Linked DNA regions of Homo sapiens: region 1 is linked to region 2. The links are chromatin contacts, found by Hi-C or POLR2A ChIA-PET in ENCODE. All regions are on one chromosome and are shown on one strand. The core of a region is the stretch at or near the end of the contact, and the rest is flanking DNA. Distances in the headings are between cores, read along the strand shown. Region 1 overlaps TOP1 (DNA topoisomerase I). Region 2 has its middle 88 kb from the start of TOP1.

What was found. Hi-C counts contacts between places; a loop is a spot of excess contacts on that map. ChIA-PET counts read pairs that join two places held with the same protein, here RNA polymerase II (POLR2A). Pooled maps may share reads with other maps.
Region 1: a pooled map shows a loop between it and region 2 (2.0-fold over the local background). The contact joins two enhancer-like sites. A Hi-C loop is called at or near these places in 1 of 50 pooled maps. POLR2A ChIA-PET finds 5 or more read pairs at or near these places in 4 of 52 experiments (Caco-2, OCI-LY7, WTC11 and 1 more).

Annotation. Positions count from the first base shown.
Region 1 is chr20:41,047,718-41,050,546 of GRCh38, reverse strand. All of the region lies in intron 2 of TOP1 (DNA topoisomerase I), which reads right to left. Among named protein-coding and RNA genes, the nearest start is that of TOP1, 20 kb to the right of the region's middle. Within about 2 kb of position 1,551, at least 8 of the 41 ENCODE cell types and tissues checked have a DNase peak (open chromatin) inside an H3K27ac peak, as active enhancers do; they include OCI-LY7, where a contact is called at or near this core.
Region 2 is chr20:40,939,875-40,942,603 of GRCh38, reverse strand. No RefSeq gene overlaps it. Among named protein-coding and RNA genes, the nearest start is that of TOP1, 88 kb to the left of the region's middle. Within about 2 kb of position 1,428, at least 4 of the 41 ENCODE cell types and tissues checked have a DNase peak (open chromatin) inside an H3K27ac peak, as active enhancers do; they include OCI-LY7, where a contact is called at or near this core.

The DNA.
Region 1 (2,829 bases), core at 302-2,801, 110 kb before region 2:
TGGTGGCTGGTTTCAATTTGTAGCCTACAGAAGAGTCCTTATCACTACTTTACAGCAATTCTCAAGGAGAACATTTCCAAAATTCCAGGGCATAGTTAACAGCCTTTCAAAGTAAGCAGGACAGAGACTGTTTCTGGCTAAAGGCCCAAAGAGCTCTGGAATTCAAAAGGAAAGAAAACTGCTGGGAGGATTCAGCTCTAAAGAAACCCTTAAAAAACTGATGAATGAGGGCTGGGAGCAGTGGCTCATGCCTGTAATCCCAGCACTTTGGGAGGCCAAGGCAGGTGGATCACCTGAGTTCAGGAGTTCAAGACCAGCCTGACCAACACGGTGAAAGCCCATCTCTACTAAAAAATACAAAAATTAGCCGGGCATGGTGATGCACACCTGTAATCCCAGCTACTTGGGAGGCTGAGGCAGGAGAATCACTTGAACCCGGAGGCGGAGGTTGCAGTGAGCCAAGATCGTGCCATTGCACTCCAGCCTAAGCAACAAGAGTGAAACTCTGCCTCAACATAAAACAAAACAAAAGAATGAGAGAAGAGACTAGTAACATTTCCAATTTTTAAAGTCCACATGACCATTTATTCTCCCTAAATGTGTATTGCATATAAACAAGAATTTTTGTCATGGACCTGTTCATCATTGAAACTATGGGATTCCCCTGTTAGGGACCTCAACTTGAAAGCTAACAAAACAAACAAAAAAAAAATCTCTAGCTAAGAAGATGGCAGACAAGTATAAATAGTTCTTCTGTCCTTAAGGAAGTTGGGATTCACAATATTCATTTGTTCAAGTATTTACTGAGTGCCACTTAAGTGTTGAAATACAACTCAGCCCCAAAACTGAGTCCCTGCCCTCATCAAGTTTCATAATAAGCATAATACCCACCTGACCGCGCCATCCCAACAGTAGCAGCTGCTGACTGAGTAACTTTGAAAAGGGAGAGGGAAAGGGTCCCCCTAACTGCCCAAGTTTCACTGGACTTGCCTCCATGAAGTTCCAGAATCAGCCTCTAATGTTACCGTTGGAAAAGACCCTCATAAGAAGTTACAAAGACCAAGTTCAAGACAGGGTCAAACTGAATTAAATGAAAGTTGCCAATTATTTTGCAAAGTGTGGTCTTTCTTTTCAATATTCAAAACTTGGGGAAATACCATCGGAAACTTAGAAGTGCACTGCATTAAAAGACTCAGAGTTGCTCAAAGACCCAATTTTGTTATCACCTCTGCAACACAACTTCAAATTTCTAAAACCTGTCACTACAATTTCCAAAGTGCCCAAGTGTTCAGAAGAAATGCCACAAACTGACTTAAAAACACTTCAAGAATTAGGTTCTTAAACATCAGCAGCTGTGTGAGATTAGTGGTCAGCTATTATCCTTAAAGGCTTTGCCATGGAAAAGACACACAAGAAGGAGGCTATTCGTCTACTTTACGCCTCAAACTGACACACACACAAAAGGGTTAAATGATCAGAGAATGTTTTCTCTTCCAGGCCACTTCCGCATTTAAATTTCTTTTATGGCTTTACAACACCACAATTACCTTAATCTGTCTCTCCACAACCCCTTCCTGTCTTATTTTACAACCTTCTCTCCTTACCTTAATCTGTCTCTCCACAACCACTGTCTTATTTTACAGCCTTCTTTCCCATCCCACTCCTTCCATTATGGTCCTTAAATTCAAGTTCATCTTCTTATCTTCCTCTGGTTCTCATTTCCAGGGACCAATTAATTATATTTAAAAATCAAAAAAATAATTCAGACTTCAGTGATAGGACCGACAAACTGTCTTTCAGAGAAGTATGTTACTTGATCTACAAGAAGGTCTTCTGATCTGGAGATTCTAGGCGCAATTAGAGCCAGAACAGACTGTTCATTGTTTTATTATTATGCCAAAAACTAAGTGACAGATTTAAAAGTCAATTTCACTTTCTAATAGTAAGAAGACACGCTTAGAGCAACTCCTTTAATGCAATGTCCTGGTGGGGTTTTAGATAACTTATTTCTCAGCTTTGGGTCTCAGTTTTCTGATCTATAAAATGACCTTTATTGACCCCTTACGTCTGGTCACATGAATTCTATGAATTTTAAAAATTGTCTTGGCCCATGTGGATTTAGGTAAAAGGAAAATTTTAAATGCTTGAGTGCAGTGGTTCTCAAGTATTCCTGTGTATAAGCCCTGGTACTTGGAATCATCCTCAGATATTTTAACACAAGCTCTCCAGGTAACTATAATCCACTGTCCAGAACCATATTTTGAAGAAACCCTGCATTATTATTTCTTATTCCTGAGTCTTCTGAGCAATATTAATAGCAAATACGAGCCACCTACAAAAATTCATGTGCTGCTGATTTTATTTTCAGTTTCTATTCCAATTGGGTCTCTCTGTTCCTTTAAAAGGCAGGCATGTGCTGAGTCAGCCTCTGGGGAATTTTTTTTTTTTTTTTTTAATTTATAGCCTAGACTATTGAGTCTCTACAATTGAGGAAGAAAGAGGTTGTTCTCACCTGCTACTCTTCCAACCCCTATTTGAAAGGAAGAAGGAAAAGCTACTTAAGGGGTGGCACAGCTACTCTAACTTAGATAATAAGGAGGGGGTTAGTCAAGCTCTTTAAAATAGAAGTTTTCTTCGTTGTCTGGACGCTAATGGGTGGAGTCATGCTTAGACAGAGACAGGTAACTGAGTCCTGCCAGTGGGGCTCAGATGCCTTTGGGAGCTAGAGGCTACATACCAAGAGTCCTGGTGAGCTTCCTGTGATACACACAAGCACATTCAATCAGGTCAGCAAACTTTTTCTGTGAAGGGCCAGGTACTAAATACACC
Region 2 (2,729 bases), core at 179-2,678:
AAAGAAAAATGCATGATATCAGTTAGGGCAGCAAACAGATGATTTTAAAACATTTCAACAATTAGTTTTTTTTAAGAAAATGAACACTAGCTTTAAAAAGCAGGTATTTGGGTAGAAAAAAGTAGTGAGATATTAAACAAATCTTATGACTGGGGGAAAGCACTACAATGGAGGTATAAACCACAGCCATATGGGTGTGATAAGTGCCTGATATGGTTTGGCTCTGTGTCCCCACCCAACTCTCATGTCGAATTGTAATTCCCAAAGTTGGGGGAGGTACCTGGTGGGAGGTGATTGGATCATGGGGGCAGATTTCCCCCTTGCTGTTCTTGTGATAGTGAGTTCTCATAAGATCTGGTTGTTTAAGAGTGTGTAGCACTTCCCCTTTCACTCTCTTTCTCTTGCTCGCCATGGTAAGACATGTTTGTTCCCTTTTACCTTCAGCCTTGATTGTGTTTCCTGAGGTCTCTCAGCCATGCTTCTTGTACAGCCTACAGAACTGGGTCAATTAAACGTCTTTTCTTCATAAATTACCCCGTCTCAAGTAGTTCTTTATAGCAGTGTGAGAACACACTTAATACAATGCCTAATGTTTGGAAAAGATGAACCGGGGTGGGGCAGAGAGCAGTGTTTTCCTGGGTTTGCCACTTAACAGGTGGGCCGAACTCTCAACCTCTCCAAGCTTTAGTTTCCTTATCTATAAAATAGTATAATGAATATTGGGTTGTTCCAAGGTTTAAATAAGATCTTTAATGTAAAGTACTTAGCACAGTCCCTGGCACATAGGAAGACTTGACAAATGGAAGCAAATTATTATTATTTTTATGAAAGAAATGATACAAATAATCAGAGTGAATAGGATCCTGAAGAATTCGAAGGGGCAATTAACACGTTTTTTTCTAGGCCAGTGGTTCTCATAGTTGAGAGTACATCAGAATCACCTGTGTGATTTCCTAGTTCACAGACTGCTGGGCTTCACTCCCAGAGTTTCTGATTAAGTGGGCCTGGAGTAGGCCAGGAATTTGCATGTCTAACAGGTGTCCAGTGATGCTGATGCTGACAGCCACTGCTGTGATGAGAAATTGGCAGTTAAAGAAGAGAAGTTGCCTGCTCTGAAGCAATGTGGTTGTGAAACATCCTGCAGTGAAAACAGGCACATGTATGATGGAGAGGTATGATTTTTCACAGCTTCTTCTCCTAACAAAGGAGATCTGAAGGCTTTCTACATCAGCTTGCGAGAAAGCAGCAGAGTTTGGTTAAACAGAGTCTGTGAACAGCAGATGTTTAGTGAGGAAGGAAGGTGCTCAACCACTTGAATTTCTTTAAACCTTGCTCCAATTCAGTGTTTCTCAAAGTGGAGTTTCCAGACCAGCAGCATCAGTGTCACCTGGGAACTTGTGAGAGATGCAAATTCTTGGGCTCGAAGTGGTGCCCAGTGATCTGGTTCAACAAGCCCTCCAGGTGATTCCGATGTTTGCTACAGTTTGAGAAGCACTGATCTAAGTAATTTGTGACTTCTTTATACATGGAAGACGGGGTGGCTAATATAAGTTTATCTTATTTAAATAAATAATTACAAAAAACACAATTGACTGATCATACTTTCAAAACCTCTAGGGAAAGCAAGCCCGGGTGGCAGCATTGCAGATTACCCTCCTTACAATTACCCTCCTTTATCCCCCATGCCAGCATGTCAGCCTGACTGCACACTAGCATTACCTAGGCAATTAAAAAAATAATTGATGCCCAGCTTGTGCCCTCAGAGATTCAGCTTTAGTTTTTCTGGGATGAAGCTTAAGCATCACACTTTGTGTGTGTGTGTGTCTGTGTGTCTCTGTGTGTGTGTGTGTGTGTGTGTGTGTGTGTTTTGAGAAAGAGCCTCGCTCTGCCACCCAGGCTGGAGTGCAGTGGTGTGATCTCGGCTCACTGCAACCTCTGCCTCCTGGGTTCAAGCCTCCGAGTAGCTGGGACTACAGGCTTGCACCACCACGCCTGGCTAATTTTTGTATTTTTAGTAGAGATGGGATTTTGCCACGTTGGCCAGGCTGGTTTTGAACTCCTGGCCTCAAGTGATCCACCTGCCTTGGCCTCCCAAAGTGCTGGGATGACAGGTGTGAGCCACTGGGCCCACGTGAGCAGCATATTTTTAAAAGCTCCCCTGATGATTCTAGTGGACGAGAACCACCAGTCTATGTAATTATTTGTCTGTTTAGTGTCTGTCTGTCCCGAAGGTTTAGAAGTTACACAAGGGGAGGGACTGTAAATATTTGTTGAATGAAAAATGAATGCATGGGAGTGAGGATATTTCTTTGCAATACTGATTTTATTTCCTTATACACCCATAAGTGGGATTGCTGGATCATATGGTAGCTCTATTTTTAATGTTTTGAGGACCCTCCATACTGTCTTCCATTATGGCTGTACCAATATTCACAGTAGTTAAGATATGAAAACAACCTAAATGTCTGTCAATAGATAAATGGATAAAGAAAATGTGAATAATAAATGTGAATTATTATTCAAACTTATAAAAGAAGAAAATCTTGTCATTCCCAACAACATGAATGAACCTGGAAGGCATTATGCTAAGTGAAATGTCAGACACAGAAAGACAAACACTGTAAGATTTCGCTAACATGTGGAATCTAAAACAGCCGAACACATAGAAGGAGGGAGTAGAATGGTGGCTGCCCGGGGCTGGGGGTAGATGTTGGTTAAGGGGTACCAAG